Linked DNA regions of Mus musculus: region 2 is linked to region 1. A link is a loop called in an ENCODE intact Hi-C map of the cell type or tissue named here. Cell type or tissue: heart. All regions are shown on one strand. Each heading gives the region's core, and the rest is flanking DNA. Links, peaks and the distances in the headings are about the cores only.

Region 1 (7,782 bases), core at 1,084-6,083:
TGCTTTCCCAGGACCTGCTTGCTCTTACGGGTCCGCCCCCTCCTGGACTCAGACACTGCAGGCTGCTTCCACACTCAGGCTTTCTGCCCAATCGTTTTCCCCCTTGTGTTCTTCTCCCTGCCCCATAGACATCTGCAAGTTTTTTTTTTTTAAAGGGACCCAAGTTTTCTCCATCAGCCTTAGGCCTCCAGCCTTGTTCCTCAGCCTTTCCACTCTTCATTAATCTCAGGGGAGCCTGGCCTCACGACGACTAGCATCTTGTAGCATAGCTCACACTGAACTGTCTATGCCTTGTCACCCTGGCTTTGTCTTTAACTGGCCTCACTTCCTCAGCCATATGGCCAGACTCTGAGCTTGGTTCAGCTTGTGTTCTAACTGTCGCCACTGAGAGCCTGGCCATTTGTTGGACTCTCAGGAACACTTGGAGAACGCCTGCCAACATAGCTTCAGAATGCGGAGGAGACTATGGACAAAGGCTGTGAGACTGAAGGGACAGAAGTGGCAGTGTTTGACAATGACCTGAGCTGGTGACGAGTTTACTGGAATTTGAGCGATGGGGATGAGTGTTTGCTTTTGCTTTGGGGTTTTACACTTTTTATTATATTCATTCATCTTATTACACACACACATATTGCCTGCACATATGTGTGTGCACCACATGAATACTCGGTGCCTACAGAAATCGGAAGAGGGCATCAAATCCCCTGGAACTAAAGTTATGGGTGGTTGTGAACCACCATGTGGGTCCTGGGATTGACTTCAGCAACTGCAAGAATAACAAGTGCCCTTAGCCTCTGAGCCATCTCTCTAGAACACTTGTGTGGTTTTGAGACAGGTCTCCTGTAGCCCAGGCTGGCCTTGAATTCAAGTGCCTCCGGTCTCCACTTATCAAGAGCTGGATTACAGCTTTGCACCACCAAAGGTTTTGGGAATGGCAACAAATGCCAATAGTAGGAAGGGAGAGAGACAGATACATAAAAAAATAAGCAAATGAAGAGACATCTTAGGGGTCACTCACCGCTGCCATGTCCCCCTCATCCGGGAATCACTGAAGCCAGCGGAGGGAGCCACCTACATATGTCAGAAATATCGGGCATTTCACCCACACCAAAGTCCCCCATTTCAGACTCAGGAATGCCTTTGTAAACACTTCTAACGAATGCATCTGCATTGTATGTTCACAGTACAGTGGGGAGACAAACCAAGGTGGTGTTCAACTCCTTGAAGCCAATAATCTGAGAGTGCCAGACAGGTGACAACCAGCGCCTTAGTGGTAGATAAATCTGCTCATGTCTGCAGCTCTACATTGAGGATTTGAAAATCTCAGCAGCTGTCCCACATGGGGACAAGGGCCACACCTTGACAGGGCAGAGCTCTGAAATCTGTCATCGTTTTTCAAGTCAGTAGAATAGAGAATGAAGCAGAGGTAGATGGTAACCCCACATCATGAAGAAAAATAACTAAATGTTGTTCAAGAATAAAAGATATTAGGAAGGCTGGAGAGATGGCTCAGTGGTTAAGAGCACTGACTATTCTTCCAGAGAATTCAATTCCCAATACCCACATGGTGGCTTACAACCATCTGTAATGCGATCTGATGCCATCTTCTGGTGTGTCTGAAGACAGCTATAGTATACTCACATATAATGTGTGTGTGTGTGTGTGTGTGTGTGTGTAGGAGAAAGAAGGGTCTGAGTAATGACTAAGAGAGTCAAGGTATGTGTCACCAAGCCTGACAACCGGACTCAGTCCTGAGACCTTGGGGACATAAAGTTTTCTTCTGACCTCTACACATGCACAATGAATGCATGCACCCTCGTACATGCAAACAACCAAACATATAAATAAACATTTTTTTAAAAGATAAGCAATTTAGTTTTTGTAAATAAATGTCTTTCTCAAACAGCTAAAACATTATTTAAAGGAAACTTAAAAGAATACACCCTTTGTCAACTAGAAAACTCAACTAAAGCATTTATTTGTATTTCCCCAAATGTTCTGTGCATGTGAGTGTGTGTGTGTGTGTGTGTTTGTATAGGAGGTTGCACATCTTATTAGCATTTTAGGGATGAAGGCAGATGACTCACTGAGGGTCAGGAAAAGAACAAGGGTTAATGTCAAGTCCCTTGCCATCTATGAACACTCCATGGCTGCCTCTGCCCAGGCTGACGTAGACCACCTGATACTGTAAGACATCATCTTCTTCAGAAGTCGCCTTCTCTCCAGTCCACTGCCCACTACCCCTGGGCCAGCGAACATGGCCTCCATCCTGTTCTCTCACCAACCTGCTTCAGTGTGAGCAAACACTGATTCAGTTTCTTGTTGGTTCACACACTCAATCTCTTCAGGGAAAGGCTGACTGAGCATTCGTGCCGTCAGTACCCATAACTCAAGAGTTAAACGTTTCCCCAGGGTCACGTGACACAGAGAATAAACTTCCTGGGTTCAAATTCCATCTTTGTATTTGCTAGTTGTGTAATCTGGACAAAGTGATTTAACATCACAGGGTTCCTTCTCTGTAAAATGTGGATCACAAGTGATTAAATAAATAAAAAAGTATCTCTGTATGTGCGAGCACACACGCATTTGTGTGTGTGTGTGTGTGTGTGTGATGTATACTCCATAGTGCTTGTGAAAAAGGCAAAGGACAACTTGCAGCTCGCTCTCCTGAGAGTCAAACTCAGGTCTCCAGGCTTGGCAGCAAGTGTCTTTACCTCCTGAGCTCTGCCAGCCCCCATAGTGATGACCATTAAATAAACCAATATGTACAAGTGACTTTTGGCAATGCCTTGAAATGAATGGATATTTGACAAATATGTTATTATTGTTGACAGAAGGCAGTTTCTACATGTCATCTTTGTAAGCTGTCTCAAACCCTTACTTCACAATAATACTAGTTATGAATATTCTGGAATGTCACACCAGTTCAGCAAAGGAGACATGCGTTGCCTGCTTGTTTCCTAACTTGAGCTCCTGAAGCCCAGAGGCATGAAGTGACTGATCCAAGGACACAGCACCAGAAGGTGGCAGAGTTGGGACAGTGTGTGCCTGACACCGAGGAGTCAGGAGCCTTCCACTGTGTCATAACTGCCCATCTTGGAAATGTTAGCGTGCCTTCAAGCTTTTGACAACTGGAATTTCTAATCTGAAATCTGCTCAAGGGTCAGGGAAGCAGCTCAATTGGCAGTGTCTTCGACAAGCAAGCACCATACCCTGGTTTGTTCCCCAGCACTGGACAAGCCAGGCCTGGTGACACGTGCCTGGTAATCCTGGCATTTGGGAGGCCAGAAGATCAGATGTTCAAGATCACCCTTGGAAGTATAGGGAGGGAGTTTGAGGCCAGTCTTGGAAGGAAGGAGGGAGGGAAGAAAGGAGAGGATGGGAGGGAGAGAGAGAGAAAAGGGAGAGAGGAGAGAGGGGCAGGGAATGCCTAGATATTAGGAACTTTCAGAGCTTGGGAGGAGTGAGCTTCCAGGTTTCAATAACAGAGGCAAGGAGTGTGAACTATTGCTGTCCAGGGCTGTCAGCTAATAAGCATCACCATTACCCCTCACACAGGTCTAAGGACTGCAGAGTGCAGCCACACAGTTCTTTTGAGCAGTCACAGCTAAGTGCTGGGGAGGGGACCTCCAGAAAGTGTCTTCATTGACGTCCTGATAGCTGGTGCTGGTAATTAGTGAAGACCTAGAGAGAAGCTGTTGGCCAGAGCACCTACTGTGGTCTCCTCAATCACCTGGGCTCCCTCACAGCATGGCATCTGATTCCGCAAACAAAGGAGGGGAGGAGAGAGGGGTTCAGGAGAGAGGAGGCAGGGGTCTCTCTTCTGGTCTAGCTTCAGAACTCGGGGTGCCATTTCTCCAGTGACTTCTGCTCATCAACGCAGTCACAAAGTTCCCCAACATACAAGAAAGGTGATACCAACCACCACCCAGTAGGAAACGTGGAGAAGCACACATGAGATGGATTACTCTCTAATGGCAAATGCACTGAAATGCAATGTCAATTTAAATGCAATGTCAATTTGAAAATGCAGCCTGACATACAAACTGGAAGAACTTTCCCCCTAGAAGGGAAAGGTGGCTGTACCAGTTAGTTTTATGTCAACTTGATACAAGCTAGAGTCATTAGAGAGGAGGGAGCCTCAATCTAGAAAATGCCTCTGTAAAAAGGGACCGTGGGCAAGCCTGTAGGTCATTATCTTAATTAGTGATCGGGTGGGGGAGAGCCCAGCCCATTGTGGGTGGTGCCATCGATGGGCTGGTGGTCCTGGGTTCTGTAAGAAAGGAAGCTAAGAAAGTCATGGGGAAGAAGCCAGTGAGCAGCATCCCTCCAAGGCCTCAGCCTCAGCTCCTGCCTCCGGGTTCCCGCCCTGCTTCCTTCAGTGATGGATTTCAATGTGCAAGCGTAAGTCTCATAAACCCTTTCCTCCCCAAGGCGCTTTCAGACATGGTGTCTCATCATAGTAATAGTAAGCCTACCTAAGACAGTGACAAATGGCAATCTGAGACCATGACAAGGACCCCTCCCTGTAGTCATGTCTGACAGTAGTTCCTTTTGGGGAACCAGCCACAAGAGAGAGCTTAAAATAAAAGGGATGAGGGCTGCAGTGACTTCATCATCCAGACTGTTCTAATAACATGTAATTTGTTGCCCTGCTGTGGCCAGCAAAGCCGCAAGGGCATGTGTTTGGGGGTGCCAAGTTACCTGCAGAACAGGCTTATTGGCCTGAAGACTCCACCTTGTCCGGAAGCAGACAGCTGTTAAAACTTCCTTTCAGCAGCTTCTTTTTGGTAGATGAAAATGGGAGGTGAGTTTGCCTTTAGAATCCTTGAGACAGCCCAAGCCTGCAGGAGGGCAGTCTTCCTCTAGCCCATTGGCTCTCAACCTGTGGGTCGCGACACAGGGGTCACATATTAGATCTTTATATCATGATTCATAACAATAGCAAAATTACAGTTATAAAGTAGCAATGAAATAATGTTATCATTGGGGGTCACCACAACATGAGGAACTGTATTAAAAGGTCACAGCAGTAGGAAGGTTGAGAACCACTGGGCTAGTCTTTCTCCTGAAGTCCCAGTTCCAAACCTTACAGCCCCAACAATCCAGTCAAACCCACTAAGAATCTTCCTCCCAGGTAGCATAAATACTTTGGGTCTGACTCCTTCCCACCCCTTACCCTGGCTTCTCTGTTCAGCCTCCAGACAAGCTGGGGTCCTCTGTGCTCGGGGTTCTGTGACCACAAGCCAGTCTAGCAGGCCCCACAAGAGTTGGTTCTTAAGACTGAAGTGTAGAACCCACTTCAGCGCAGCATGTCCTCTCCAGTTCCCCACAGCCTCTGAACCAGCCGGCCACTGGCTTTCTCCTAGCCTCTCTCACCTCCTGCTCCTTGCTCCCTCTGCTGGAAAACACAGCCTCCTCTCCCAGAGGCCTCGTGTATCCTTCTGGGTCCTTACCTGGGCATCAGCCTTCTGCGACAGCCACAGAGTAGACACACTGCGCCTTGAGGTTCACACTTGTAGGAGCCATTCCTGTTCTGGGGGCCACAGAGTAAAGCCACAGTGAGAATGGGTCCCAGGAGACGGGTCCTTTAGCTCTTGCATCTGTCCTGGCTGTCAGTTTATTTCTTGTGAGCTGCTTTTCTTACCCCTGGAATAGTTAGTGCAGGACACCTTCTGACCTTCCAACGTTCCTCTACCTGAATATCACCTGCTCTCCCATATCCACCCTCAGGCCCTCATACTGCAGGAGGCTTTCTAAATGTCTAGACAAGCGATTCCACTCAGAACTGCCAGGCTTAGGGGCATATTGACCCCTGCTACCTTTATGCCGTACTATGGAGATTCATTGAGCTTTTCATGATATGCCAAGCTTAATAGGAAGACCTTCAAGCATTTGTATTTGATCTGTAAAGTAACTCACAGGGTCAAGCAAGAAAACTGAGGTTGAGGGAAGCCAAATAAGTTGATTGTTTCATCACCCTAGTCAACATTGTCAACACCATGAATCCACGTCATTGAGAGTTGGCAGACTCTGGATTAGACACCACACCATGGTTTTGTTGTATCCTGAGCCATGGCATGTGGCTCTGGGTCTACAAAGGAACCCAGCCTCTATCCTAACTTTGCTCTGGTGTGCATGATGGAGAGAGGGCTGGCAAGCAAGAGGGACTCCTACTGTGTGTGTGTGTGTGTGTGTGTGTGTGTGTGTGTGTGTGTGTGTGTGTGTGCAGCCCTGCAGAACAGGCCTCATGCTTCCCCGGGTAGATGGGAACCAGGTACTAAATGTTTAAAGGAACAAAAAGCCAAAGATATGTCTGAAGACCTAGCTGCCAGTTCCTGTGACAGTTCTGCCTGATGTGCCCTATGCCTGTGTCCGAGGTCATGCCTCTCCTTCATCTTTCTGGAAGTCCCCCACCCCCTTTTTAAAATACAGTAGAAAGTACATAAACCTTAGGGCTAGGTTCCTCACCTGACATTTAACAGCCGTGTGACCTTGGGAAGGTCACCCTCAGCTTTTCAGTTTCCTTTTCTGTGAGTGTGGATAATACCACCTACCTGTCTGTGACCTTGGGTACAACACACTCAGTGTGCAGTATATGAAAGGCATACTGATGCTAACATCACTGCCTGGCTTCCTCAGAGGGCTGGGCACTGGGGTTGTGTTGACCGGGCCCAGAGTGTGGGGTTGGCTCATGAGGACCCTCACTGATGGCCATGGGCTGGTTAACAGATGGGACCAACACTTTGTATCTCCTTGATAGCAGCCACCATCTTGGGGCAAGGGAAACTCTGAGGAAGTGCAGCAAGCAAGCTTTTGTTGTCTAGGATGGAGCTACAGGGAGAGGACAAATAGGCCCCAGGGAGGGAAGAAGGTAGGCCAGACCCCTTCCCATGGGGCTGAAACCAACACAAAGCTGCAAGAAAAGCAGGGACAAGAGATGAGAGCAAGACCTCAAGCCCACGCCCTACTCAGGGTTGGGTCAGGGTCCAACCTGCACTCAGGTTTCCCAGGGATGGGATGGGGCTAGGGTACCCAAGATGGGGAAATCATCCCACAGGTGCCTGCACCTCCTCTTGGGTTCTCTCAACTACTCCACCAGGGTGGGGACTGGTTACACAGCAAAGATTTGGGCTTAGGTGGAAATGGCTTTGCCACATGTCTCAGGAAGGCCAGTCACACCCAAGACTCGCTATGATGTCCTGCCGTGTTCCCTTGTACCAGAGAGAGAGGGGAGAGGGAGTGGTGTGGAGCTGGATAGGCCAATGGTTTGTTTTTCTGGAATCCAACCCCAGGGCACTGTGTGAGAGTGGCTGCCATTCCCCTGGCAACAGGGTGGGAGTATAGGGCAGGAAAGGCAGGTTTCCTGTCCCCTCAGGCTCTGCAGGACCAGGCCAGACTAGGAATTTCCTGCAGAACAAGGCCGTCACTTGCAGGGCAGCAGTTCTTCTCACGGCCTTGGACATGACCCTCGTCTCCTATGTTCACAGCCTCTGATAGGTCCCACCCTAGGAAACCAACTAACCACCCTAAGATGCAGCACAGTGAAACGTGGGGATTATCGGATGCACGGATGGGAAGCAGCGCAAAGATGACATCTCCAACCAAGGCAAGCAGCACTGTACTTGGGAGCAGGGCAGTGGACACAGGTAGGGAGCTCCGCTTTGCTAGTCTGTATTTTCCCAAGATCAAGGGAATTCTGTGGGCTTTCTGAGGGCTCCCTCAACCAATGAGAGATACGGACTGAAAGCCCAGGTAGGGAGGGAAGATGAAGAAGAAATG
Region 2 (7,782 bases), core at 1,542-6,541, 240 kb after region 1:
TATCACCCAATTTATGCTTTTCTTTTTTGTGTGTGAATGTGTGGCATATGCCTGTTTGTGTACTGGTGTCTGAACCTGTGTGTATGTGACTAGAGGTCAGAGCTAGATGGTGGGCGTCTTCCTCAGTCACGCTCCACCTTAGTTTTTGAGACAGGGACTCGTACTGAACCAGACGCTCACTGTTCTGATTAGACTTTCTGGCCAGCAAGTCCCTGGGATTCTCCTGTTTCTACTCCTTAGCAGGTGACAGGAAAGTGCTGTTGCGAGGGGCTTTTAATGAGGTGACGGAGATCTGATCTCAGGGCCCATACTTGTACAGCAAATGCTCTTATCCTCTGAGCCATCTCCTAGTTCATCCTAATTCACCCCCCTAATCCATACTTTTCTTTCAAAACCATAGAATCATAAAATTTAATAATGAGGCATTTGGTGGTATGCGATGAGTGTCTTTCCATAAGAATATCTCGTAGTTACCAATATTATTGGAAGAAGCCCATAAAATATCAATGTTTAGAGGAAATGCTTTTCTCCACTGAATTGTGCATGTCCTAATAGAATGTGCTGGACATAACGTGGTCTCTCCTAGTGACTCAGGGACTGTAGTGTTTGTGCCTGGCCTAAAGGGTCTAATGCGTTCCATGTTTCACTTTCAACACTCCCTTGCTGTTGGAACACCTTTTGTTTCTTAGTGAGATAATGAGATTATTGAACAGCTGTGTTAGAAATGAGAACACCAAGCTTGTTGGGACTGAGAAAGATCTAAGAGAAAATGAGCCTGTTTGGGGCCCAAAGGTGTCTCTAATGAGCTGGTGACATGGCTTGCCTCTTCAGTAACTCAGAATTCTCAGTTTTGTGATAGATAGTTAAAATAACTGGAAATAACCAGTTGAGCATGTATAGGGGAGAGAATGCATAGTGTCTTTATGTGCTAAGCATAAAAGAGTTAAATGTGTAATATGGGGTTTGCATTTGTCAAGAAAGCTGTATACATCTCCTTTGGATATAAGCTCTCGGGGAGCTGGAAAGAATCCAGTAGTTTAGAGTACTCAGTCTTAGAAGAGTCTTCAGGAAGACCTGCGTTTGGATCCCAGCACTCATGCTTGCCCTGTGGCTCACAACTGCAAATGACTCCAAATCCAGGACATTCAATGCCTCTGCCCTATTTCTGATTTGGTCACCTGCATTAGCGCACACTCATGCACACCACACACACACACACACACACACACACACACACACACACACACACTATTCAGCCAGTAAAATGCACAGCACAGGATCAGAGGGACCTGGATTCAGATCTCCATCACCCATGTAAAAGCTCAGGCATGGTGGCCCATATCGATATCCTAGAGCTGGGGAGGTGAAGACAGGAGAGCCCTGGACCTCACTGGCCGGATAGTTAAACTGATCTGGAGAACTCCAGGGTCATTGAGAGACTCTGTTTCCAGCAAACAACATGCCCCACCCCCCTCCAAAAGCCAGCAAAACAAACAAACAGACAAATGCAAAACAAAATCAAACACAGTACAATGGGGGCAAGCACTCAATGTCAACCTTTGGACTCCAATCACATGATACACATGTCAGTCATTCAGGTTATCAATACTAAGCACCCAATAAATGTCCCTTCAATTAATGAAAAAATACACACACTTCATACTTTTTGACCATATTGGCAACTTCTACAATTTTGTTTTTTCCCTGTTAATGTTGGAATTGTATTACTCCCCAATTCATTATTGAAGTTCTGATGACATCACTGTGACTGATATCCACAGTGCACTTGCTCAAGAGGCTACATTTCTGGATAACCTACTTTATGTTTCGACACTCTTCACAGTGATTAATTATTCTGTTTGTGTCTCCCATCATGGAATGGGGGCATTTAAAACCCATTTGACACTTTATAATGCATGAAATGCCAGATATGATGGTGGTATTGAAAGGCAGATACAAGATAGAGGTTTTTAAATCAATCTATCAGACCAAAGGGGGGGTTTATTCTTCAACTGATATTACCCTTAAAAGCCACAAAATGTACCAAATTTAATGATGAGAACAAATTAACTGAACCTCTGTCAGTCCATCAGTAAAACAATGATCTGAGGATAGGAAAAAATATATTGAACCCACCACAGAAGACAAGTGGATTTGGGGTGCTGAGAGGGATGATCAGAAGTTTTCCATTGAATTTTTAAGTGTGTGTGTGTGTGTGTGTGTGTGTGTATTGTATACATGTGTGGCTGGAGAGATGCCTCAGAGGATAAGAACATGTAGGGAACTTTTAGAAGATCTAAGATAGATTCCCAGAATCCATGTCACAAGGTTCATAACCACCTTTAACTGCATCTCCAGGGAATATGAAAATCTCTGACCTCTCTACATGCACCTACACTCACATGTGTACAGCCACACAAAGACAAACACACGTACATATGATTGCTTGATAAACAAACAAACAAACAAACAAATTTAAAAAACCAGATTTGGGAGCAGCGACAGTATTTTCCCAAGAGGGATGACTCTAACTATTGCATATTCTTTGCTGTTACAGCTTATCCATCTTGGCTCCTGTCCTTACTGTGTGGCTTCACAGTTTTAACAATGACTCCATCCAAAGGTCTCCCCTTCCTCATGTTTCTAAATTTCCCAGTGCCAGAATTATCTGCTTGTTTCTTGGTTTGGGTCTGGTGGACAGACTGATCAACATTAAGTATATCTGTAAATCTCAACTGCCTACTCTGGGGTTCTATGCACAAGCCTGAACCCATGGCTTATGCAGCCATGGACTGGATAGATTATGTGTGCCCTCTATATAATACCTATGATAAAACTTAATTGACAAATTAGGCACTAGCAATCAGCCACAACTACTACAAATAAAATAGAACAAATGTATGAATTATTTTGGGAATTTTCCATTCAATAGTTTCTGTCCACAGATTACTATGGGTAACAAAGGGCATAGAGAACAAAGACATGAACAGGGGTGACTACTTGTATAGCAAAGTCCTGTTCCACAAGCTGGGTGACTACTTTTGGTTCTGTGAGCCAGGCTAAGGCCTACAATGCCCTGCTCTGATTAATAAATCCCTTGGAAGTTCTGAATATGCTGTGCAGCCAGCGTGTCTGATCTGTCTGTGCTCTCTGATAGAATAATTCTTGATTCTAGCAGTCCATTGAGTTAAAGTAGGGTCAACAGCCTGTTTATAAAGAAGTACAATATTTTACATCATTAAGGCTGGGAAATAGCTACAGACATTGAGTGGTTTTCTTTCTAGTCTAGTTCCTATGAAGACAAGATGTCAGCGACCCAAGGATGGCACCCTTAGTAATTTATTAAACCTATGCAAAGAAGGATGCTTTTTCCCGTTTGCATTCTTTTGTTTCAGTATTTCTGAAGCCCCAGTACAGGACGGGTTCTCGTGTGTCTCAGGTGATTTTTATAAGATTTATTCATCTATCTCGCGTCTATGTGAGCTCACTATAGCTGCACAGGGTGTGAGCCTGCGTGGGGGTCTCTGGGAATCGAGTGACAGGACCTCTGAGCGCTCCGGCCTCGCCCCAGACATTTAGAGTTTTTTGGGGGGTGTCAGGGTTTTGCTGCTTTTTTAAAGAGTAGTGTTTAGTGCTCTTGAGTATTTTTATTTAAAATGCTAGGGTTTTATTTTTGGGGTTTAAGAGTTTTAGGGTCTCCAGGCAGGGGTGGCACACGCTTTTCATCCCAGCAGCACTTGGGACGAGGCAGAGGCAGTGGATCTCTGAGTTCGAGGTCAACCTGGGCTACAGCGTGAGCTCCCACACGATAAGCACACGAGACTTTTTTTATTTTATATAAAAATCACGGCCGCCCGCCCTTGTCTTTGCAGACGCGGATCTCTCTGCGGGGGGCGGGGGGGGGCGGTTTCAGTCTCTGGGGCTGTCAGTCACGGTCGGGCGGGCGGGACTTCTGGCGCTGTTCCCTGCTCCTGGAAACAGTGAGTGGGGAAGCTTCCCGATTGGAAGCTGCTGCCGTCAATCACAGCGGAGTGGGCGGGACTTCCCGCCACAGACCAGCACTCTCAAGCAGAGCGCGTGCACAGACCCGAGCCTCCTGTTTTCCCGCCGCTGCCACCCGAAAACGGCCCGCCAGGGTCTCTCCGCCGCCGCCGTGAGCGCCGCTGTCCCGGGGACAGCGGATTGGAAGCAGGCAGTCACTGGCCGTGGACAGGAAGTCTCTCTCCCGCCATCTCAGGTCAGTGCAGTGGCGGGCATGTCCCTGCCTCAGCCTCGAGGCATGCTGGGAGTTGTAGTTCTGTTCCGGCTTTGGGTCCTCTGAGCCTCGCCCCCTTTTTCTTTTTTTTTTTTTTTTCGAGACTGGGTTGATTTTTTTGTTTTTTGTTTTTTGTTTTTGTTTTCTTTTTCATGGGACTAGACTTTATTTATTTAATTTATTTATTTTTATTAGATATTTTCTTTATATACATTTCAAATGCTATCCGGAAAGTTTTCTATACCCTCCCTCTGCCCTGCTCCCCTACCTTCCCACTCCCGGTTCTTCCCTGTATTGGGGTATATAAAGTTTGCAATACCAAGGGGCCTCTCTTCCCAGTGATGGCCGACTAGGCCATCTTCTGCTACATATGCAGCTGGAGATATGAGCTCTGGGGGTACTGGTTAGTTCTATTGTTGTTCCACCTATAGGGGTGCAGACCCCTTCAGCTCCTTGGGTGCTTACTCTAGCTTCTTCATTGGGGGCCCTGTGTTCCATCTTATAGATGACTGTGAGCATCCACTTCTGTATTTGCCATGCACTGACATAGCCTCATATAAGACAGCTATAACAGGGTCCTTTCAGCAAAATCTATCAGGCATTGTGCAATAGTGTTTGGGTTTGGTGGCTGATTGTGGGATGGATCCCCAGGTGGGGTAGTCTCTGGATGGTCCATCCTTTCGTCTTAGCGCCAAACTTTGTCTCTGTAACTCCTTTTAGTATTTTGTTCCCAATCTAAGGAGAAATGAAGTATCCACCCATTGGTCTTCCCTCTGCTTGATTTTCTTGTGTTTTGCAAATTGTATCTTGGGTGTTCTATGTTTCTGGGCTAATATCCACTTATCAGTGAGTGCCTACCTAATGACTTCTTTTGTGATTGGGTTACCTCACTAAGGATGATATCCTCCAGATACATCCATTTGTCCAAGACTTTCATAAATCCATTGTTTTTAATAGCTGAGTAATACTCCATTGTGTACATGTACCACATTTTCTGTATCCATTCTTCTGTTGAGGGACATCTGGGTTCTTTCCAGCTTCTGGCTATTATAAATAAGGCTGCTATGAACATAGTGGAGCATGTGTTCTTATTACCAGTTGGAACTTCTTCTGGGTATATGCCCAGGAGAGGCATTGCTGGATCTACCGGCAGTACTATGTCCAATTTTCTGAGGATCTTCCAGACTGACTTCCAGAGTGCTTGTACAAGCTTGCAATCCCACCAACAATGGAGGAGTGTTCCTCTTTCTCCACATCCTCGCCAGCATCTGCTGTCACCTGAATTTTTGATCTTAGCCATTCTGACTGGTGTGAGGTGGAATCTCAGGGTTGTTTTGATTTGCATTTCCCTGATGATTAAGGATGTTGAACACCTTTTCAGGTGCTTCTCAGCCATTCGATATTCCTCAGGTGAGAATTCTTTGTTTAGCTCTGAACCCCATTTTTTAATGGGATTATTTGAATTTCTGGAGTCTAGCTTCTTGAGCTCTTTGTATATATTGGATATTAGTCCCCTATCAAAAGAAAAATCCTTTTTTTTTCTTTCTTTTTTGTTTTTTTTTTTTTTTTTGAGACTGGGTTGTTATTTTTTCTAATTATTTTTTATTTTTAATTTTTGAATGTTTAATATTTATTTATTTATCCATCTATCTATTTCTCTATATTTTGGTTTTTTTAAGATTTATTTATTATTATATCTAACTACACTCTAGCTGTCTTCAGATGCACCAGAAGAGGGGTGTCAGATCTCTTTATGGATGGTTGTGAGCCACCATGTGGTTGCTGGGATTTGAACTCAGGACTTCAGAAGAGCAGTCAGTGCTCTTAACCACTGAGCCATCTCACCAGTCCATAATGTTGGTTTTCCCCATACTTGGTGTCTCTGGGCTTAACCCTGAGACAGATGCTCTGGCCTGCCACCTGGTGGCGAAAGGTTGTCACTGCAATGCTCCCCTTTTTGTGAGAAAGAGAGAGAGAGAGAGAGAGAGAGAGAGAGAGTGTGTGTGTGTGTGTGTGTGTGTGTGTGTTTGTTTTTTGTTTTTGTTTTTTCTTGAGGCAGGGTTTCTCTGTATAGCCCTACTGTCCTAGAACTCACTCTGTAGACCAGGCTGGCCTTTAACTCAGAAATTCCGCCTGCCTCTGCCTCCCAAGTGCTGGGATGAAAGGCGTGGGCCACCACCGCCCAGCTGAGTTTTTTTTCTGATTGGTGAGCACAGCTGAGTGGGCGGAGCTGGTGATTGACAGGCAGATTGAGAGGGTGGCTACATCACCATGTCATCCCCCTGCCTCAGCTTCGTCCTTACTCAAGGGAATCCCCCTGCCTCAGTGTCACACCTGCTTTCATCCCTTCCCGCCCCCCTGCGCTGCCAACATAAAAAACTGACCACAGGTTTTAGGCACCGCGGTGTGCTGCTGCTATATATGTGTACATGTGAGGGAAGGAAGTATTTTAGTGGATCCCACAGTTAAGAGACTTAATTGTAAAGACTTTAGATTTTAAAAGATATTGGATATTTTTAGAGGATTGAACTTTTAATATGTAAAGATTGTGGGACTTTTTAAGAACTAAGGGTTGAGGCTTACTAGGGATGTGTTTGTGTGTCAAGTTGACAAGGGGTCAATTGTATTGGCTGGTTTTGTGTGTCAACTTGACACAGGCTGGAGTTGTCACAGAGAGAGGAGCTTCAGCTGAGGAAATGCCTCCATGAGATCCAGCTGTAAGGCATTTTCTCAATTAGTGATCAAGGGGGAAAGGCCCCTTGTGGGTGGGACCATCTCTGGGCTGGTAATCTTGGCTTCTATAAGAGAGCAGGCTGAGCAAGCCAGGGGAGGCAAGCCAGTAAAGAACATCCCTCCATGGCCTGTGCATCAGCTCCTGCTTCCTGACCTGCTTGAGTTCCAGTCCTGACTTCCTTTGGTGATGAACAGCAATGTGAAAGACTAAGCTGAATAAAACCTTTCTTCTCCAAGTGCTTCTTGGTCATGTTTGTGCAGGAATATAAAATGGAAAACAGGGTGTTAGGGGTCAGCAGACACCAAGCGAGACACAGTATATAAGGATGCGATAACACTAAGGAACGTAATATATAACATGATAATAATATATAGTACAACATATGCTTTTATAACAATTTTTCACATTTAAAATAATAATGATAATAATAGTAATAATAATAATATTTTAAATTTTAACTTCAAATTTATATTTTTCTGGATGGCTGCGTCCGCGGTCCAGAGTTTGTACTTCTGAATACTTTTTAAAAAGTTTTTTTATATAATAAAAGTGATCTGTAACGTGTGATAATATGTAGTGTATGTAACATGAAGGACAGTATATTACAATATAATAGCAGAAAATATATAATATATAATGTGTATATATACATGAGTAATATATAATAAAATATATATTTAAAAATGATATATAATATAACATATATCTAATATATAATAAAATAATTTTATACAAGATAAGTCCAAGCAAGGCCCACTGCACAGCACAGCGGTTCCCAACACCTGGTGCCTCG

The links. A loop is a pair of places that touch in the nucleus more often than their neighbours do. Peaks named below come from ENCODE experiments on the same cell type or tissue, not always from the same donor. Only the 100,000 strongest peaks of a DNase experiment are listed, where the experiment ranks them.
Region 2: it touches region 1 in a loop (2.1-fold over the local background); 3 of 42 quality-filtered maps call a loop at or near these places.

What each region holds. Positions count from the first base shown.
Region 1 is chr12:8,877,188-8,884,969 of GRCm38, reverse strand. It overlaps 9930038B18Rik (a long non-coding RNA gene), which reads left to right. Exons shown (of 3, transcript XR_105447.5): 2 at 7,491-7,649. It overlaps Gm33483 (a long non-coding RNA gene), which reads right to left and starts at 5,540. Exons shown (of 3, transcript XR_381241.4): 1 at 5,457-5,540; 2 at 4,705-4,885. In heart, for the core only: CTCF peaks have their summits at 3,015 (motif pointing right) and 5,422 (motif pointing left); no DNase peak of the experiment used is centred there; H3K27me3 peaks cover 328 bases.
Region 2 is chr12:8,637,297-8,645,078 of GRCm38, reverse strand. No RefSeq gene overlaps it. Among named protein-coding and RNA genes, the nearest start is that of Pum2, 33 kb to the left of the region's middle. In heart, for the core only: CTCF peaks have their summits at 4,228 and 6,178 (motif pointing left); DNase peaks (open chromatin) are centred at 4,018, 6,178 and 6,468; H3K4me3 peaks cover 1,529 bases; H3K27ac peaks cover 985 bases.